Linked DNA regions of Mus musculus: all the other regions are linked to region 2. A link is a loop called in an ENCODE intact Hi-C map of the cell type or tissue named here. Cell type or tissue: heart. All regions are shown on one strand. Links, peaks and the distances in the headings refer to the core of each region. The heading gives the core; the rest is flanking DNA.

The links. Peaks named below come from ENCODE experiments on the same cell type or tissue, not always from the same donor. Only the 100,000 strongest peaks of a DNase experiment are listed, where the experiment ranks them.
Region 1: a loop joins it to region 2, with 8 times the contacts of the local background. A loop is called at or near these places in 16 of 42 quality-filtered maps.
Region 3: it touches region 2 in a loop (3.0-fold over the local background); 18 of 42 quality-filtered maps call a loop at or near these places.

What each region holds. Positions count from the first base shown.
Region 1 is chr8:46,146,721-46,153,264 of GRCm38, reverse strand. It overlaps Snx25 (sorting nexin 25), which reads left to right and starts at 824. Exons shown (of 19, transcript NM_001372342.1): 1 at 824-1,483. The coding sequence starts at 1,109. In heart, for the core only: a CTCF peak has its summit at 3,349 (motif pointing left); DNase peaks (open chromatin) are centred at 1,424 and 1,454; H3K4me3 peaks cover 1,839 bases; H3K27ac peaks cover 1,317 bases.
Region 2 is chr8:45,995,258-46,001,801 of GRCm38, reverse strand. Ufsp2 (UFM1-specific peptidase 2) reads right to left here. Exons shown (of 12, transcript NM_138668.2): 11 at 6,140-6,264; 12 at 4,844-5,100. The coding sequence ends at 5,014. It overlaps Ankrd37 (ankyrin repeat domain 37), which reads left to right and starts at 1,952. Exons shown (of 5, transcript NM_001039562.1): 1 at 1,952-2,185; 2 at 2,399-2,551; 3 at 3,314-3,405; 4 at 3,982-4,188; 5 at 4,677-4,894. The coding sequence starts at 2,159. The coding sequence ends at 4,677. In heart, for the core only: CTCF peaks have their summits at 1,717 and 3,388 (motif pointing left); DNase peaks (open chromatin) are centred at 1,801 and 2,441; H3K4me3 peaks cover 2,025 bases; H3K27ac peaks cover 2,096 bases.
Region 3 is chr8:46,160,670-46,167,213 of GRCm38, reverse strand. It overlaps Cfap97 (cilia and flagella associated protein 97), which reads right to left and starts at 3,563. Exons shown (of 5, transcript NM_025747.4): 1 at 3,465-3,563. In heart, for the core only: no CTCF peak of the experiment used is centred there; a DNase peak (open chromatin) is centred at 3,583; H3K4me3 peaks cover 2,412 bases; H3K27ac peaks cover 1,720 bases.

The DNA of each region.
Region 1 (6,544 bases), core at 719-5,718, 150 kb before region 2:
TGTCAAGCTTCTCTTATTTTCTTATTTCATTTTTTTTTTTTTTTTTGTCTTCTCTACTCTATCTCCTCTCCCAGTGTCTTCAGAAATCCTTCATTTCCATCATCCCTCTAAGACAGTCAACACCCTTTATGGGCTTTGGCAGCTCTGTTACAGTATTGAGCAGCATTTGGACATCTTTCATCTCAGCAAACATCGTCTGTAGACTACCGGCTGCAGTCAAGAGAGGAAAGGAAAATATGTTCTCTCAAAATTCTTTGAACCAGTTTCTTTTGCGTGGGTAACAGCTTTTGTACCGAGTAGTTGTTGGCAACAAAAACACAAAATCGGAGCCAAATCGATTGTGGCAGCTATGTACACTCTCTGGCACTGGGGAGTCTTTCCATAAGTAAGTGGGAACCACAGGCTTCGCTTGACTCCTCCAGGTTTGTCTTAGTCCCCTACCCTTGGGCAGTGGAGTGGGGTCCGTTGGAAGAAAGTAGTAAAAGAGAGGATCAGGGACAGTACGAGGTTAATCAGAGAGCTAGAGAACAAGGCTGGCGTCTGGTATGGGGCTGTAGGCAAGGCGAGGAGCGGAGAGACGAAAATAAGGGGGTACCTGAGCGGAGCTCAACGCAGGCTTCTGACACCTGCAGCAAAATTTTCCACGAACAGACGCGGTCCCCGGGGGGCGGGGGCGGGGCTCGGGAAGTAGCGGGGTCCACTGCGATTGGTCGCGCCCCTTTCCGGCCGCCCCCGCCCCGGGTGGGCGGGGCGACCCCGCCCCACTGTCACTCAGCCGCAGGTCCCGCCCCCGCCCCCGCGCGTCTCGAGCCCTTGGGGTTTCAGTCCCCCTCGCGGTCCCGCTACCTGGGCGCGCCCGGTCGGCGGGCAGCTGCGGGCCCGGCGCGGGGCGGCGGCACCGAGGCGGGAGGGGGGGCGCGGCGGTGTCTGTTGGAGCGGTTCCCGCTCAGGGCCGCCGGCGAGGGCATGAGCGCGGGCTGCCCTTGCCTCGCGAGCGGCGGCGGGAGCGGCGAGGCGGCGGGGCGCCGCGCACAGGCCACGGCCCGGGGCGGCGCCGGGGGGCTGCGGGCCGGGAGATGAGCCTGTCGCCAGCGGCCCAGGAAGCAGCATGCACCGCGATGCCACCGACAGCAGCGGCGCCCGCCGCGGCCCCACGTCCGCCGCAGACGCCTGCCGCGCTGCCCGGGGCTCCGCGGACCGGCCGCGGACGGCGGACGGCCCGGGCTGGGGCTGGCGGGGGCCCGCGGCCGTGGCCGCCCTGGCAGTGCTGGCGCTGTGCTGCCTGGTCCCAGGCTGGGGACCGGCGGCGGGCACGGGGCCGGGCGCCGTGCTGCTGCGCCTCAGCCTGTACCTGAGCTGCGCCGCGGCCGCCTTGCTGCTGGGGACACTGGTCTCGCTCGTCTGCTGGAGCCCGCGCGCCCAGCCGCCGGACTTCGTCTCTTCCTGGAGCCGGCTGGCGGCGACCGTCCGCTGTCCGCTGCGGGTGAGTACCGGTCTCGACTGCCTCGCGTGCCCGCGGCCTCGTGCGCGCGCAGACCCCGGGGGGCTCCGGCCGGGTGGCCCTCCGGCAGCCGAAGCCCGCGGAAGACTGGGCTGCGCGGGCTTGGTCACGCGCGCCGTTTTAGGCGCTGTAGTTAACTCATCCACCATCCTCTGCACAGAGAGATCCATCCAGGCGGGTCTCCGATGTTGAAGTGCAGTTGGTGAGTGCCGAGAAAAATCCGCTTACAGCACCCACGGGAGGCAGGCTTCGCATTCATCACTGATGCTCCTGTTTGGTTCTTCGATCTGTAGTGGTTGGGAGATAACTTTATGACGGCTTACAGAAGAGAAAACTTGGTTAGGTCACCCAGTCCGAGGGAGCTCACTCAATGGGCCCCGTGTACTTCATACCTGTAAGGTCCTGTCTTCCACCATGTTGGTTAAGTTGTCATGCAGCTCAGGTGGATGTCTATTTGAGGGGGTTGAGGGGGTGGCATGCTCACCAGGAACCACTGTCGTTTGTTAAGAGGAAAAGCTGTCCTCAGGCAGGTGTAGGACATCAGGGTTGTGGTTATGTTGCGGAACGTAGGAAAGAACTGGATTTTCAACGTGCTTTGCCCTCCTTCCTACCAACCCTGTTTGCCTTAAATCAAACTTTACCTCCAGTCTGTTTATAATAACCCTTTAAAAGGACCTTCATTTTACCGGACTTGGCTGATTGATATCTTCATAAAACTAAAATTGCCCGAGATCTTGGGAGCCAGAGCAATGGCAGTGGCTCAACTTCATAAAAACGTTTGTTAGAGTGACTGCTGTCCCCAGAGTTTCTATTTGCTTATGGCATGAACCGTTTATTACTTTCTGGAAGAGCTTCCTACTTTTCAAAATGACTTTCCAGAGCCTGTCACTTCAGAATGGCATCCTCACTCATTAGACTCAGGAAACACAGCGGCAGTCTCAAAAGAATAGCAATGCCTGTTCCGCTTAGAAACTTTGATTTGGCTAAACATTTGTGACTATCGTTTGCATTTTAGAGTTGGTGGGTAGATGTGTTCTTCCTTCTATTCTTTTCTCAGTTCTAATAAGTAAGGGTCCTAAAAGTTTACCAGTTAGGTTTTAGACCTATATAAGGCACACCACAGTTTAAATATTATACATACAAACATATACTAAGTTCAGTATAAATTTATTGAGCATCTTTTATAAACTAACTCTTACATGTTTTTGAAGTTTGGGTTGAATTAGCAAGCCACGTAAAAGTCCTAGTCAATGCAGATTATATTCCTGTGAGGAGCCAGACAAGAAATAAGATAATTTTGGATGGAGTTTATAAAACAAAAATGAAACTAAGAGCTGAGTAGTTGTGCATGAATGTAGGTGAAGGAAAGGAGTGCAAATGGTGGGCCAGGTTCACAGTTGTGATATTATCATTTACCTGTCAGGTCCCCAACCACCTCACTGCAGGGATTGCCTCTTGGTTTCCTTCAGGGCGTACACCATCACACCTGGTTTGTTTCTGAGTAAGGGGAAATTTAAATTGTCATCCAGGAAAATGATTTTGCAAATGATTTAGGGGAAAAAAAGTCCAGCAAGTGTAAACCTGATTTCAGGTTATAGAAGGGGTACATTTTAACCTGGGGAAAGGTATTACTGGCTATCCCATTTCAACTCAAATCCTGGTGACAGCTTTACCTAAGATCATCAGGAAGCTACTTTCTAAGTTGCAGATCAAAAATTGAAGGTCGGGCTGGCAAGATGGCTCAGCGGGTAAGAGCACTGACTGCTCTTCCAAAGGTCGTGAGTTCAAATCTCACAACCACATGGTGGCTCACAACCACCCGTAATGAGATCGGACGCCCTCTTCTGGTGCGTCTGAAGATAGCGACAGTGTACTTACATATAATAGTAAATAAATAAATCTTTGGGCCAGAGTGAGCAGGGACTGAGCAAGCGGGGCTGTCTGGAGGGAGCAGAAATCCTAAATGCAACCCCCAACAACCACATGAAGGCTCACAACCATCTGTACAGCTACAGTGTGCTCACATACATAAAATAAATAGATAAATCTTTTAAAAAAAATTGAAGGACATGTTAGTCGCAGAATATTCAGGTTTTCTTACAGGCGATGCTTACTCCAGCCCCACCGTTTGCTGTTATTTGCATTAACTCAGGTTTTTAAGTGAGTGTTATCTTTATGAATGGAAGGCTGGGAGGCAGAGACATGTGGTGTAGTGTAAGATATCTGGGAGTTCCGTGGGAGTAGACTAGAAACTGGACCACACAGGTCATCCACCATATGTGGAACAGGAGGCTGGCTAGCAGTCAGCCAAATGGAGACAGCCGAGCAGTGAATACTACAGAAATTCAGATTCAGAATTTAAAAATGCTCTGTACTTCTCTAGTGCCCTTCCAAGGCTTTACATACGGGCTGGATAAAAATCCTTTTCTATCCCTTCTCTCCCACCTTCTCTCCCTCTTTGGTTTCCTTCGGTGGAGGAAAAAAAAAAAAAACCAAACCTGCACACATTGCTAACGGTAGATAAAGACTTGTTTTTTGTTTTTGTTTTTTTGGAGGCAGAAGCTTGCTATATAGGCCAGACTAGCCTTGAACTCTCTCTCTCTCTTTTTAAAGAATACTTTTAAAAAAATGTATATGTGGTGTCTGCATGTATGTGTGTATACATGTATGTGGGTACACTTGCCTAAGTCCAGGCCAAAGGTCAACAGTTGACATCTCTATCAAGTTGATTAATATTATCATAAAACTGAAAACTGCTCAAGTCCTTTGGGGCCAGGAGAATGACAGTAGCTCAAGTTCATGAAAATGTTACTCCACTAAAGAGGCAGAAAGACTGTGAGAGCCAGAGGGGATGGGGTCACCAAAGGAACAGGGCCTTCTGGACACAAGAGGACTGACATACCTGTGGACTCACAGAGACTGTGGAGGCACACACAGGGCCTGCACAGGTCTAAGCCAGATGGGGTCCCAGTGCCAAGATGGGAAGTGGATATGAGCTCCCACTCACAAAGGAAAATTAGTTTTCTCCAACAGAGTCTCACTGGGTGTGTAAAACCACATTTAAGGGCAGGCCTCATACCCACCGTAGATGATACAAAATGAACTCAATGGCATTTTTGGAATTTTCTTTTTTTGTTGTTTTTTTGTTTGTTGGTTGTTGTTGTTTTTGTTTTTGTTTTGTCATACAATGCTTTGTCTGGAGATTTAAAAAAAAACTGTACAGATCTTTTGTTTATATGTTATGGTTTCTGATTTTTTTTAATGGATTTTGCTTTTTCTTTGGCTCTTTTTCCTGTTTGTTTTGTGTTATTCTGGTTTATTTGATCTTAACATATCTTATTATTATTTCAAATTCCCATTTATATTTTAAAGAGAAGAAAGAATGAAAGAAAGAGATGGTGTGGATTTGGGTGGGTCAGGAAGTGGGGAAGAACTGGGAGAAGCTGGGGGAAGGGAACTGTAGTCAGAATATATTGTATAAAAACTATTTTCGATAAAAAATATAATTTTTATTTTGTATATGTGGTACATGCATGCATATTTGTGTGCATGTATGTGTGTGAGTACACTGGCCCACATTGAGGCCAGAGGTCAACAGTGATGCCGTTTTCTTTCTCCACATTACTATTACTATTATTGTCATCATCTTTGTCGTCGTCGTTGTCATCATCATCATCATCATCATCATCATCATCATCATCGAGACAGGGTCTCAATGATGCTGCAGCTTCCCATTGGAGCTAACCTGGCTGGCCAGTGAGTTATCTAGGGATAACTGCCTGTCTCTATCCTCTGAAAGCTCCGTCTTTTACAGAGTGTATGCACCCAACAAAGATGGTGGGAATGTAAACTCAGGCCCTCAGGCTTGTACAGAGTTCTCATGCACAGCCTGGGCCTCTTCCTGCCGCAGCTTCTGAGGACGGACGGGGATTGGAGGTGTGGATTATGACACCGGCTTGAGGAGGCTTGTCATGCTTCTGGAGGCGTCCTTGTGTTCTCAGTTGTTAACACCACGTGGTTAGGATCTATAAGTGACATGTTTTGTTATTATCCCCTGTACCTAACAGGAGTTGAAGGCTGCTCAAGTGTTTGCTGATGGTAATTAGGAAAGTTAGGTTTCTTTATGGTCACTTAAGTGTGTGCTTTTCCTTAACAATTAATCTCATACCTAGTGGGTAGCTTAGATATGTTCAGATTTTGGATTTTTTTTTTTTATCAGTAGGAACAACTACTGATTAAAAGTAGCTTTCATCCCAGAGAGAAATTCTATCTCAACAGTCCAGTGGTATTTTTACGACATACAGAAGCCTTTCAGATCAAGGTTGATCCCAGTGTCTGGAGAATAGCTGTCTGGGTCCTATAGGGACAGTTCTTAGCACAGTTCTTTGCTGAGAGGGCTGTCCTAGTGTCATGTTCCTAGTCTAAAGTGTAGCTTGGAATTCTGCTAGACCACTTAGCCTGTTTGGATTTGAGCATTCACTAGGTACAGGCGCTGGACCCTAGCACTCGACGCAAGGCAGGCAATGGCAGGAGAAATGAGAATGGGAATGGAGTCATTTGATATCGAAAGGCTTATTGCTCCAGGCAGTTGAGACTGTATCCTCTTGTGGAAGAGAGGGGCACAGCTGACATTCTGGGAAATAGATCTCATTGAATTCCTTTCTACCTTCTCTGTCTCACACTCTGGAGTTTTCTCTTTTTGGTAGATACAATTTACTAGCTACTTAAAAAAAAAGGCTTATTGTAAGTTGGAAATTTTATAATAGTGTATGTTTATAGGGGACACACTGTGGGCTATTATGCTAATATGATAAACAAATTAACCTCCATCGACTGAAATACTTAATGTTTTTCTATTTGATTTATACCATGTTAAAGTGAGTAAGTAATTAATGGGAGTTGGAGGGCCAGCACAGCAGGATCCACGGGAGTTGCGTGTAGTAGCATACGGGGAACAGAAGACCATAGCTGTTTAAGGAAAGTGGGAGACTGTGAAGTTAATCAGACAGAAAAGTTTAGAAAGTCTGTCAAATCAAATCAACA
Region 2 (6,544 bases), core at 472-5,471:
AGGAGAGAATATCATATTTGGTACTGTAATCCTGGTCGAGAGCCCATGGATGGGGAAGTCATAGATAGGTCTTAAGGTAGAAGTCACCATTGTTATTTTTCTAGATGGCTAGGTTTTCAAATAGCTGTGTGTGTGTGTGTGTGTGTGTGTGTGTGTGTGTGTGTGTGTGTCAGGATCAGACTGCAAGTCTCGGGGATTCTCCTATGTTCACCCCCTCCAGCTTTGGAATGACAGGTGCAGGTAGCTGTCCTTGTTTTGTTATTCATGTGGGAGCTGAAGACTGAACTCAGGTTAGTATGCAAATTACATTACAATCTTAGAAATGGTCAAATTATACACATCTGAGAGAACTGTATTAAAATCAGATTATCAGGTTTGATTTGCACCTGTTGTACACACCTATATAACTAGAGTTAAATACAATTTTTTTTTTTTCAGGCACTGAGGAGCCATGAGTGAAAAAAGTTTTAAGAAGCCCTGTTCTAGGGAACAGCCTAAGATTGTGGACCACCACAATGAGCAGTGTGCCTTATTAAAGAATTATATTGGTTAGTGAAAATTAATGGGTGAGAATTTTGTGACTTGTTGGGAAAACTGTGACTATGATAAACTTGCTGTTCTTTAAAACCATACTGGTTCAGATATCTTCTGTTACAACTATTGAAAAAGAATCCTCATTAAAACGGGAAGCCAAATATTTAAATAAAACTTCCTTAGGAGCTAAGATTTACAGGAAGAAGCACAACATAGACTATTTTAAGCGACACGGTCTTCTGTGTCAAGTAAACTCTACATGTTATTTGATGTCTAACCAGCTGTTAATAGTTTCTTACCTCTATGTTTCACCTGCTACCATTAACTTTAACTACAGTCAGAAGTCAACAGGGTTCATGAAAAGGAATTCAAACTTTGCAGTTATTACATTGTCATGAATTTTACCAGTAATGCCATGTTTGTTTTAAAATCTCACCCTAAATTATTGTTTCTTTTGGTCTGCTTCTCAGACTTTACTGACTTCAAGGCTTTGAGTAGTAGTATCCTGGGAAGAGTCCTTTTGTTCCTCAGGCTTATCTGATGCTCTAATTTGGGTTCTGGGTTTTGATGAAGCCCTTCTCATGTCCTAGCGCAGGGGTTCATGCTGTCAGCAGATCACATCACTAACATTAAATCACTTGGCTGCTTTCTTCACGGTAATCTTTTGTTCTTTCCTTTCCGTATTCTTATTATTCCTAATAACCGGAGTGAGGGCCATCCCCTTGGCAAACTCCTTGTATTTACTAGCTATTGCCGGAACCAGGACGGGTTTCGGACCCTCAGGGGACGTGTGACAATGGGTGGCTTATTTCACAGGAATTGCCACCTTGCTCACAAAGGCAACACTGACTGATAGGTAATTCACTGGGTTTGGGAGAGCATCTCCTATGGTAAACCCTCCGTCACAGTCTCATCGACATGCCCTCTAACGCCCCACCGCTGCATCCCCTTCCAAAGCATCCTGCGGCGCGCGCGGCGGCGGAGGACGTGGGGCAGGAGGAAGCACCTTCGGACCAAGCTGGAGGTGGAGGACGCGGGGCCTGCGGGGGTGGATGGGTGTGGGCTACTTCTGCTTCCCTCTTTTCCGGGCTACGTGCGTGCTCTCAGTCACAAAGCCATGCACCGGCGATTGCGGCTTCTCCAGAGGGCTAAAAGGGCTTGACTCCACCCAGCAGTACGTGCCTAGCTCGGCTCGCATCATGGCCGCCGCCAAAGCGCAAAGGCCAGGCCTTCCACCCTCTTCGCCCACCACCTTCACTGCGCACGCGTGCTGCGGCCGCCTGGGCTTCGCTCCCAACAGGGCGGACCCAGGGGGAGGTCGGCCTGGCCAATCAGCTGGCAGGCCGCGCAGCAGGCTCCGCCCCCTCCTCTTTTGCTTGGGGTTCCAGGCTGCACATGTCAGTGTTTGGGTACGTGAGGCCGCAGCGGGGCTGGGGACATCGCGCTGGGCAGAACCAGGCCGTGGGAACGCTCCCAGGCTGGGGAGCGGCGGGGAGGAGCCGCGGCCCTGCAGGTTCCCGAGAGCTTTAAATTCTCCCGAACTGGGGCAGTCCCTTGCATTCTTACCGGCCAGTGTTGCCTCTCTGAACTCCCGGGGACACTTGTCATCTGCTTTAGGTGGGCGATGCTGTTGCTTAGTTGCAACTTGGAGGTGAGACTCTCGCCCCTTTAAGTCCTGCAGGCTAGATCTCCCAGAGGTCTGTGTGTCTTAGGAGCTCTAACAAACGTGACAGTGACAAACTGCTGGGTTACCAAGTCAAACCTTGTCAGATCTTGTTTTCTTTTTTTTTCCGTGGAGGGGTGGATTTTCAGCTCAGAGGGCTCGAGCGGGACAGGACAGTGACAAGCTGTTCTTTTCCTGCAGGAGGATGACCTTAAGAGTTTGCTGGAGACAGGAGCATCAGTGAACGCACCTCCGGATCCCCAGGAGCAGTCGCCTGCTCACCTAGCTGCAGGTGGCGGCCTTGCGTGCTTTCTTCTCTGGCAGCTGCAAACAGGTGCTGACCTCAACCAACAGGTAACTAGGTAACCGATTGTTGCTATGTACAACCCTCTCCTCCACCCAGTGTCTGCACGGACATTTCCTAGATGTCCGTTTCAGTTGGTATAAACAGGCATATAGGAATTTCCAGGAGAAAAATACATACTGCAAGATGGTAACTTGGAACTTTTTAGTATCCACATTAATAAAACAAAAACAAGCCATGGGATTTCTTTTAATAATCTAATCCCAAATACTCTTTCAGTATGTAATTATATCAGCAATGATTTATGTGTATTTTATTTTGCTCTTGTACCACGGTTCCCAATTCAGTGTGTATTTTACTTTTATGGCATAGCTCAGTGAAGTCGAACCACATTTCAAATATATATATATAGCATGTATTTACTGTACTTTTAAAAGTACTTGCTATTGTCCAAGTTCCAGTCAACCAGGAAATAGTATGTGGGAAACATGCCCACCATCAATTCTTCCAGTAGTCTTCATCTTCATTAGAGTGTGACGAAGTTTTTAATTGTAAACCTTTGGCTTCTATAGAACTCTATAGTGTGCTGGCATTCCCTTAATTTTTTAATGTGTGCAAATATGATGGCATGTTTTTATTAATGGAAACTTTGTATTAGCACAGCAAGAGAACTTCATGAAAAATACAATTAGTGGAATAATCCAGTTGTTACAAGGTAGTTTTCACTGGCTCCCTCAAATAGCTGGTATTACTTTGCCCACTGGCTTCTACAGAATGTTAGGGAGACCCTAATGTGCAGTCTTGTCTTACAGGATGTCTTGGGAGAAACTCCACTCCACAAGGCAGCAAAGGTTGGAAGCCTGGACTGCCTGAGCCTCCTTGTGGCCAGTGATGTCCAGATTGGGTGAGTCTGAAATCAGTGGTCTGAGGCTTTGTGGTTTCTTGGATTAAATTAACCATACTCCTAATTATATATGATCTTAAAAATAATACTCGCCTAACTGGTAATATAATGTTATCCTTCCAGGAATTGAATATTATCAAATAGAGTAAGTGGAAACAGATGTTCGGCATCCAGAGGTGCAAGTCTTCATGGCATTCTACTACAGTTTTGGCTCAGGAAGACTTTTCCTATAGAAGTTCTCACTGGCTATCTACTGAACCATATAGTTAAATACAGTGAATTTGAACACCAAATATTCTTGTAGTTAGATTCTTTCAATAGTGAAATATGATAATGGAATAAAAATACGATAGACTGTCCATGATATGCGGTGTGCTAGTCACTGAGCATACAGTGAACAGAATTTAATTTCCTTGATCTTTCTTTGGCCCAATTCCGGTGTGATGTGTATGTATGTTCTCGAGAGTGTGAGACCTCTTTTATCCTGTTCCCTGTGTTGATATGTATTCCAATTTCCTCTACTAGAAAAATAATAAACAATAATTTTCACTTAACTCAATTTTTGTCTAATTTCAGCGTATGCAATAAGAATGGGCAGACAGCTGAAGATCTTGCTTGGTCATATGGCTTTCCAGAATGTGCCAGGTTTCTAACAATGATTAAATGTATGCAGACGGCAAGATCATCAGGTGAGCAACAGGAGCGTGACCCCCGTGCTCCTGTGCTGAGACAGAAGCGGAGTTTCAGGACTGTGGAGAGTGGAGTGATGAAGAGAAAGTGTTGGTGAGTGCCTCATGGTGTGGCCTGCTTTCTCCTTAGGATTGGCTCTCCTGGCAGACTTGATTGTTGCACTTAATGTTGGCACTCTGATCTAAGGTCCAGTATATTTTTGTTTTTTAAAATTTTATCATTGGTTATAGTTACTGCTGACCAGCTTCTAGAGACCAAAAGTTTGTCCTGTATGGTGGGAATTTGGGGACGAGACCTTCTTTTAAAAGTTTTTTAAGGTTGTGTGTTTGTGTGTACACACATTCATGTGCCTGTGTGTGTGGAGGCCAGGAGAGGACCTGGGACCCCTTGGAGCTGGGAGGCCAGGCCAGGCATTTGTAGTCTGTCTGTCTGTCTTGTTGCTTGGGAGCTGGGATACAAGCTCCGGTCCTCATGATTATGGAGCAAGCGCTCCTACCACTGGGCCATTTCTCAGGTCCCCTTAGAAATATTTTTAGTCTCAACATGTTTGTTTGTTTGTTTTTTTTTTCTCTCCAAAACAGATGTCTTGTTGGGCAAGAGGAAAGAAGAGGCTTGAAGAAGAGCTTCACTTCAGACAGATCTACAAGCCATTGCTTTGGCTCATCACATGATGAAACTCCTGAGGAGGAAAACTTTCTTCTAAGTGAAGAGAACATTCATGAATACATGTATTTACATGACTACAATATTTTGGATGTGCATGTTTTTTACTTAACTTATTAAAAGAATATTCAAGGAATTAAAATTTCTGTGCATTCTTTACTACTTTTTAAATCACAGCTAAGATTTAAAATTATGTATGCTTTTATTAACATTAGAACAGCTCTTTTATATTCATAGTCTTGCCTCCAAGATAATTTAAAGAGCATTAGGTCGTTGAGGAAGGCATAAGTTATAGTATGCATCCTTGTTCCAAAAGTCTGGACTCTTCCATCCACACCAGCCCTAGATTTGGGAGAAAGGAGAACAAATCCTTTACAACACAAGACTCCACAATAGAAACTGTATAATATCAAGCTCTGTCAGCAGGACTTTGGCATAAGACTCAGATACTGATGTAATTAAAGGATTTTCTAAGTGAAGAAAAATCACTTGTATCCTGTGCTAGACAATCAGTAAATTGCTCCGGAATGGGAAAATGTTGCTATTATCTAAAGAAATTACATTTATTTTGTGATTGTGAAGGCCTGAGGACCACTTGCAAGAGTTGGTTCTTGTCTACCATGTAGGCTCTAGGGGTCAAAGTCAGGTCATCAGGTTTGGCAGAAAGTGTTTTTATCTGCTGAGCCATCTCACCAGCCTGTCATATGAGAATTAGCTGGCTATAAATCAATTTATATTTGTACCTCATGTAGTTGATACAATGTTAACAAATACTTCCAAATTTGCCTCAACTTCCAACCTTTAGAATTATGTTACATGTATGTAAGTGAGAAGCAGCCACATCTTCATAATGACTGGTGTTTTGATTATTGATTAACCGATCCTAGAATTATTAAGGGCATATGTGCATTTGTACATGAGATGCAGATCCTGGAACTGGATTTACAGGTGGCCGTGAGCCCCATGACGTGTACACTGAGAACTGAGCTGGAAACTGAACTCTGTTCCTCTGCAGGAAGGGCAAGAGCTGCTGGCTGCCCACTCATCTCCCCAAGTCTGATCTTAAAAGGAAGAAAGTATATTCTGCTCTCTTGTTTTTAAGACATCGATGAGACAACACAACTGCATGTGCTATAAATTCTGTAAAGGAAATGTGTCATGTTCTATTATGAAGCTTAGTCAATTGCAAAGCTTTTATAAACATTTAGTCCCGTGGTTTCTGCTGTATTTCCTAGCTTTCCTCCATAGGGCCAGGATTACTCAACAGACTTAGAACAACTGCTGTCAGGTCACTGCCCTGGCCTGGCTTCTTTGCTAACAGCTGTCTCTGGCTCTGCTCTGCCTTGTGCCTTGAGTTTAGGTGACAGGGAGAGTGAGTTACCTTTTCCAACATAACCTGCAGGTCTTCAGCACCTGTATAGTGTGGGTCTAGAATCAGGAATTTTATCTGCCCCGTGGTTTCATTCCATGCGACTCCTAGTATTGTGTGAGCCAATACCCCTCCCCCTAGGGAAAAAGAAATACGTAACAGGGCATAAGTTAGTTTCAACTGCTTATTCAGCTCAAATAAAGATTGTTTTCCTATTAATTGACAGCATTATAACAGATTGTCAATTATTGTAAAAGACCATGATAGCAAATATACTTAAAGGATAAGATTACACATTTAATGACTGTTACATATGGAAATATATAAAAAATGCTATGCCTTTATCTATAATCATAAAAAGTTTACATTCCATTGCTATAACTATAAAGTTTCTTTAAATCAACTGAGAAAGGCCCA
Region 3 (6,544 bases), core at 558-5,557, 170 kb before region 2:
ATATATATACACATACATACACACACACATATATGCTATCTTTTTGAATATATCTTTCATTGGGACTCTGAAGCACTCCTACTGTCCTTCTCCAGAAAGAGGGTAAAACAGACTTAACCAAAGACCAAAATCTTTATTATGTAATTTACTTGAAGTTTGTAGATCTGCTATAGTTAATATATATGGATGAAAAAGATACATATATAGTTATCTGTATTGGATTAAGAATAACATACAGATTTAAATAAGTTGAGGGGAGACAAAAGTTGACTTGCTAGAAGAGATGCCACTGCATTTTAACATTTCCCATTGCTATGACAACTACAATGTACAATATAAGTGAAAATATGCTTCATGTATGAAGAAGGATGAACTGAACCAGGCGTACCCAGGCATAAAGCTTGGCTTCACACATTCTGGTCTGTGATCCAGGGACATGTACAAGAATGCGTATATTAAGCTCTGTAACAGCAACGAGTTACAAACATCCTCTCCTAATGTCTAAGAAGAAATGGATAAGTAAAATAGTATCAAGATCTGATAAAAAGGATACATTGAGATCTATAAAGAAATAGTGTTGAATTAAAAATCAGGACTAAATGAGCAACAATAAATAACAGGAAACTATGTGGTAGTCTTCAGTAGGCACACACATAAAGACAAAGCCATAGACGATAGGTAGGAAGAGCATACATTAAACATCTATGAGTCTAAATGCAGGAAGAAAAGGAGGGGACAAAACTGAGGAAAGGCCAGTTAGGGCAGGATCCCCAGAATATTAGATAGCATTCTAGCCACTCACGTTAAAAAAAAAGTCAAAATACTCACTGAACAAATGGCAGGGACCTTTATAACCCAATTAGCTCCCCCTCCTTAAATGGTTTTTGTTTTGTTTTGTTTTGTTTTTGTAAGATAACTTATTGCTTATTGAAAACAATAAAGGCCTGAAATTACAGTTGGCTGTTTCCCTCCTCTATCATTTCTGGCTAATAACTTTGCAATTATAATGGTTTTTATGTTTCCTTAAATTTCAAAAGAACAGTTTGAAAGCACAACCTCAAGTATTATAATAAACCACATGTCATAGCTCAATGTAAGATAAATTCAGTAGGCCATGCTAATCTTTAAAGCACAGCAGTATAAAAATTGAAAAGTGCATGCCACATTTGAAGTAATGTTTCATGAAATTTATTTCTATCTTTATATATATTCCATATAGTAGTACTTGATATAAAACTTGTTTCTTACTGGGGGGGGTCTCATCAATGAGTTTGAAATGTCACTGATCTATGGAAATTCCAAATTGTTACTAAATGGTAATATAAGAGAAATGGATGGAAATTTAAATTGAGTAGTCCTGGAGTTTCAAGTGTTAAGGGCAATATTATCTCATCTAGGATAAGTACTTCCCAAATGGATAGACCCAGCACTAAATCAACCTAAAAATACATTGTACGAGCTCTAACGTAAATCTCTTGAAATTGAAGAATTTCATACTAGACAAAAAAAAAAATCACTAAATGATGAGATAGTTTGCAGAATCGTAGCCATAACCGAAAAGTCAGTTTAGGACCACTGAGATCACTGGGTCAGTAATGGTGCTTGCTACCAAGCCTGCCAGCCTGAGTTTGGTTCCTGGGACTTACAGGATGGAACAGGAGAACTAAGCCCTGGTCCTCCCAACCTCCACAAGTACTAATGAGTGTGTCCCCCAATAAGTTTATTAAAGAAAAAAGCAGTCATCATCGTAACAGAAGTTATTAATGGTTTGCTCAGAAACAGTAGTACATCTTGACTAACAGACATGTGACATCTTACTGAAGTGTATGCTTAGGTTTATTCAGAAGTAGGTTGGGTGAGATAGAAAAGCTTAAATAGTTCCAGTGCTCCAGTTGGGGGGAGGAGAGGGCGCTGGCGTGTGTTTGTAAACATGGTGCTGAGGTGGTGGATCCTTAAGGACTTGCTGGCCAGCCAGTCTTCTACTTGGTGAGTTCTAGGCCAAACAAGGCCATTTCTCAAAAGAGACGGTGAATGGCACCGGATGAAGGACACAGGAAATTGTACTGTGGTCTTCCACACTGATGCTGTCTCGTCTAATTAGTTTCTAGGGGTCCAAGAGCAGAACGGGAAGAGATTTGTCTAAAACTTTGCCTACGGGAGTCTCCTCACGAGACTGGCTAGCGTTGGACCCCTTATAGCGTGTGCTTATAAATCAACTACTAGTGAAGCCAAATTAAGAGGATCACCTGAGCTCTGGAGAAAGATGGAGAGAGGAGAGGATGGGGCGAGGAGGAGGTGGAGGTATAGCCACTCTTACCAGACTGGGCGCTCCAGAGGTCTTTCTTGTTCACCTTTATACATCCAGTGTCTAGAAAAAGACCTACAACAGTTGGGTTTATCCCACAAAGAGGTCTGGAGATTTAAGGCTCAGCCCAGGTTCTTACTCTGCCTCCTATGTAAACAGAATAAAACCATCATGTTTCCAGCGTATTTTGATAATGTCCCTCTCTCCGCTGGAGAGGTGGCCCACTGCCTAGTGTATGTCAAATTTCTGGTGTTTATAGTCAGAATTTCTATTGGGCAAGAGTGGCTGTACACACACAAACTTAAGTTCCAGGAAAACTTAGCGGACGATCTCCCTCATTAACGATTCTTTTGCCAAAATTTACATCAAGGTTGCTTCTAATTCAACTTACATTCGGGAATAGGCAAGAAAAATTGTAGCTTTATAGGATCGTTAAGATTATCTTACAACACACGGGAGAAGGATAAAAATCAAAGGATGGTTCATGAGACTCTAACAACCCTCTGGTGGATCGAGCCAGGTTGCTGTCAAAGCTACCTGGAAGTTACTTGGAGAGTGATGTTTTAGCTTATGCAGAACTAGCAGTAGAAATAACAGCGCTTTCCCAATACACCAGAAAGAATACTCGAATAACCTGTCATTAAAAACGGCATTTTGTACATTTGAGATAAGTCCTTATCTGTCGATATGGACACAATAGGGCACCAAATTAAGCATACAAAAATCTTGGCTCAAACTGAACACCTGGTTTTCAGGAGTCTGGGGCTTCTTCCAGGACCCCAGTCGGTTGCCTCTTCACACTCAGTGCCTCAGAGCTGTGGGTTCGGGTTCAAGCGCCCGGAGAGGGGCAGCCGTGGGCTCGGACCCCGACTCCACGCCTCCTCTCGCGTCCTGCGGGCCGGGCTATCGTTTTTTTTTTTTTTTTTTTTTTTTTAATAGCGGTTACCACGTCGCTCGCCCTGCGGGCTAGCGAGGCCGAGGTGGCGGCGCCTAGGGCTGAGGACAGCCTGTGTCCCCCCCACCGTGGAGGCTCGGCGGTACCCACCCCGGGTGCTCGCCTCCGTCGGGCACTGAACCGGGGAAACGGACCCCGAACGCAGGGGAGGGCCGTCTCGCCCGCTGGAGACCGACCGGATGCGGAAGCCCGAGCGCCGCTCACCTGCGAACTGTGGCCGCCACGGACTCTTGCGCCCCGCGGAGCGTTCGGGTTCTCGCTCGCTCTGCGCACGCGCAGCCACACCTCCACCGTTCTCCCTCCCCCGCGGTAGAAGCTAACGGAGACCGGCGCACGCCTGAGCGCGGGCGGAAGCTCCGGGGGTTGGACTCAGCGGAAGGGGAAAGGCGGGGCGAGCGCGGAGCCGAGTCTCTGCCGGCGAGGGTGAGGGCTGCGCTCCTGTCGTCCGTAGTTCCGGGAGACCCGGTCAAAGTGATCAGGCCGGCGCTGCAGGGGCGACAGCTTCTCGGCAGGACCTCGCGAGGTCTCGGAGGCTCATGGAAAGGAGGCCACCAAGGCCTCCCTGTTGTCCAGGGCATCACCTGCTCGCCTACCCACGACGCTGCGGTAGGTCTAGACGTCCGGGATGGTTTCCTAAAAAGACGCTGTAATCTTGTAATTCTGTAACAAGATGACAATAATAAAAATGGAGGACGACTGTGTGTTTTGTTCGATTTTATTTCAGCAAAACGCTGTTTACACGAACCAGTCCTGGTGGCGGATGCCATTGGTCTCAGCACTTGGGAGTAGAGGGAGAGGAATCCCTGTGTTCTACATAGTGACTTCCAGGCCAGCCAGGGCTATATCGTGAGGCCCGTGTCAAAGGAGGAAAAAATTTCAAATTCAAGCATAGTTAATATGCACCGGGGCAGGTAACCCATAAAGGATGGCCCTTCTGATGGTGAAGGTCCACTTTAAGCAATATAAAAAATGATCTCTATAGACGGTTGAGTGCCTTAATTTCTTGTTGACACATCTAAGGGTCAGGAATGGCAGTACACTCCTGATCTCTATCCTCTAATCACCAGAGTACACGAATATGTTACTTTATCTGGCACAAGAATTTAGCTGATGCAATTAAATTTACATTATCCAGGAGCTCATTGTGTAATCAGCCACTATAAATCCCTATAAAAGGGAGAGGCAAAAGCTTCCAAGCCAGTTAGTTGTAGGAGCTGGGACACAAAATAGTTGAGTGATGTGTGGAAGAGTCAATGAGCCAAAGAATGCATGCATCTCTGGAAGACTGAAAAGAGGGGAGAAGTGGCTTCTACCCCGAAAGAACTCAAATATGCCTGGATTTTAGATTTCTGACCTCCACAGCTCCCTAATCCAAATCAATGAGTTGTTTTATACATCTAACTTTGTAGTAATTTGTTACAGCCATAATAAGTTCTCAGCACTTAAATAAAGGTACTAAGGAAGCAAGCACAAACTTAACATTATATCCTAGGGACTACGAGTGTATTGTTTGTCAGAGCCATGACAGAATAGCTAACACAGTGAGGAAAGATGTGTTGACTCACATTTTGAGAGGGTTCAGTCCTTCATGGCACTACAGAGCAGCAGTTTGTGGAATTATAAGACTGGAGAATCTGGCCTACAGGAAGAGGCCAGGGCAAGGTATAATGCTAGAGATACCTCTAGTGACCTTCTTCCACCTAGGCGCCACCTCCTCCCTATCACCACCTGCTAATAATGCCAGCATATTATGAATCCATCAAGGGTCACTTCATTGATGAGATCAGAGCCCACATGATGTCTCTGGAAATGCCCTCCAGACACACCCAGAGGTGAGCTTCACTAAGTGTCTAGGTGTCTAATCGTGTGTGTGTGTGTGTGTGTGTGTGTGTGATCACAACCACAGCCATCAGACTCAAGAAAGGACTCTTATTTTGAACAATATATTTTATATTTTTGGGGTCCTGATTATTAACAAAGAGAAACTTTTTTTCTTCATTTTGTTGGCTCAAAGACAGTATTTCACTTAATTTTTAACTAATGAAAAAATATTCTGTCAGGGTAGATATAAAGTGTTTGAGTAGACATTTCTCCAAAGAAGATACAAATAGCCAACAACACAAGAAAACACAGGGACTTCACTAAAAATGATTTGAACGAAAATAACCTCTATATGCATGTATTTGAATACTTGGTCCTCAGTTGGTGGAACTGTTTGGGAAGGAGTAAGGTGTGCCTTGTTGGAAGTGTGGCACTAGGGGTGAGCTTTGGCAAAGATCTCAAAAGCCTTCTACTGCTCTGCCTCCTGCTTTTGGATTAAGAAGGGAGTTGTCATCTGTCCCTGCTGCCATGCCATGCCTTTGCACTGCTATCATGGACTCTGACCCTCTGAAACTGGGAACCCAACTAATTGCTCTATTTTATAAGTTGCCTTGGTCACGTTGCTTTGACACAGCAATAAAAAAGTCGCTTAAGACACTACCCATTAAGGAACTGCATATCAAAATCTGTGAAGGCCTTTGAGATGATCGTGTCTGGTAGGTAAATGTGCTTGCCAGATGACTAGAATTAGATCCCAGAACACAAGAAAACATTCAAGGCCACGGAGACAGCACAACTGGTACAAAGTAATTCCAAAGGCAACCTGACAACCTGAATAGAACTTCTAGATTCCACAGTGGAAGTAAAAAACTGGCTACAACCTCACAACTTTTCTATGACACACCTGTGCTCACAAAGTTACCCTAGAACCACAGCTTCACTGTGGTACTTTGCTCTGTACCTGCACACCAAGCATACAAAGTCAGACAATGAGGTTCATTTTAGCCCCACTTGGAGAGTTACCATTTTAGAAGTAGCTGTTGCAAAAACTAGAAATAGACAACAAGATGGATAAGACTCAAAGAAATTGGAAGCCTTTTGCACAGTTGATACATAAGACAGCAGGATAGGAAATTATGGTATTTTCTTGAAAATAGTAAATAGAATTATATGAACTAGCAATTACATTTCAGGATATATGCTCAAAAGAATTCAAAGCAGCATCTTGGATATTTGTACATCTAGATTCATAGCATTGTTATTTATAATACTCAAAATATAAAAACAACCTGAGTCTATGAACATAAAATGTTGATACAGGCACTTGCATACACAGTGAAATTTTACCCAATCACGAAAAGGAACGAAATCCTAATACATGAAAGTTTAAGAAATGATGCTAAATGAAGAAAGCTAGTCAGAAAAGACAAATACATGATTCCATGTCTAAGAGGCTTAGAATA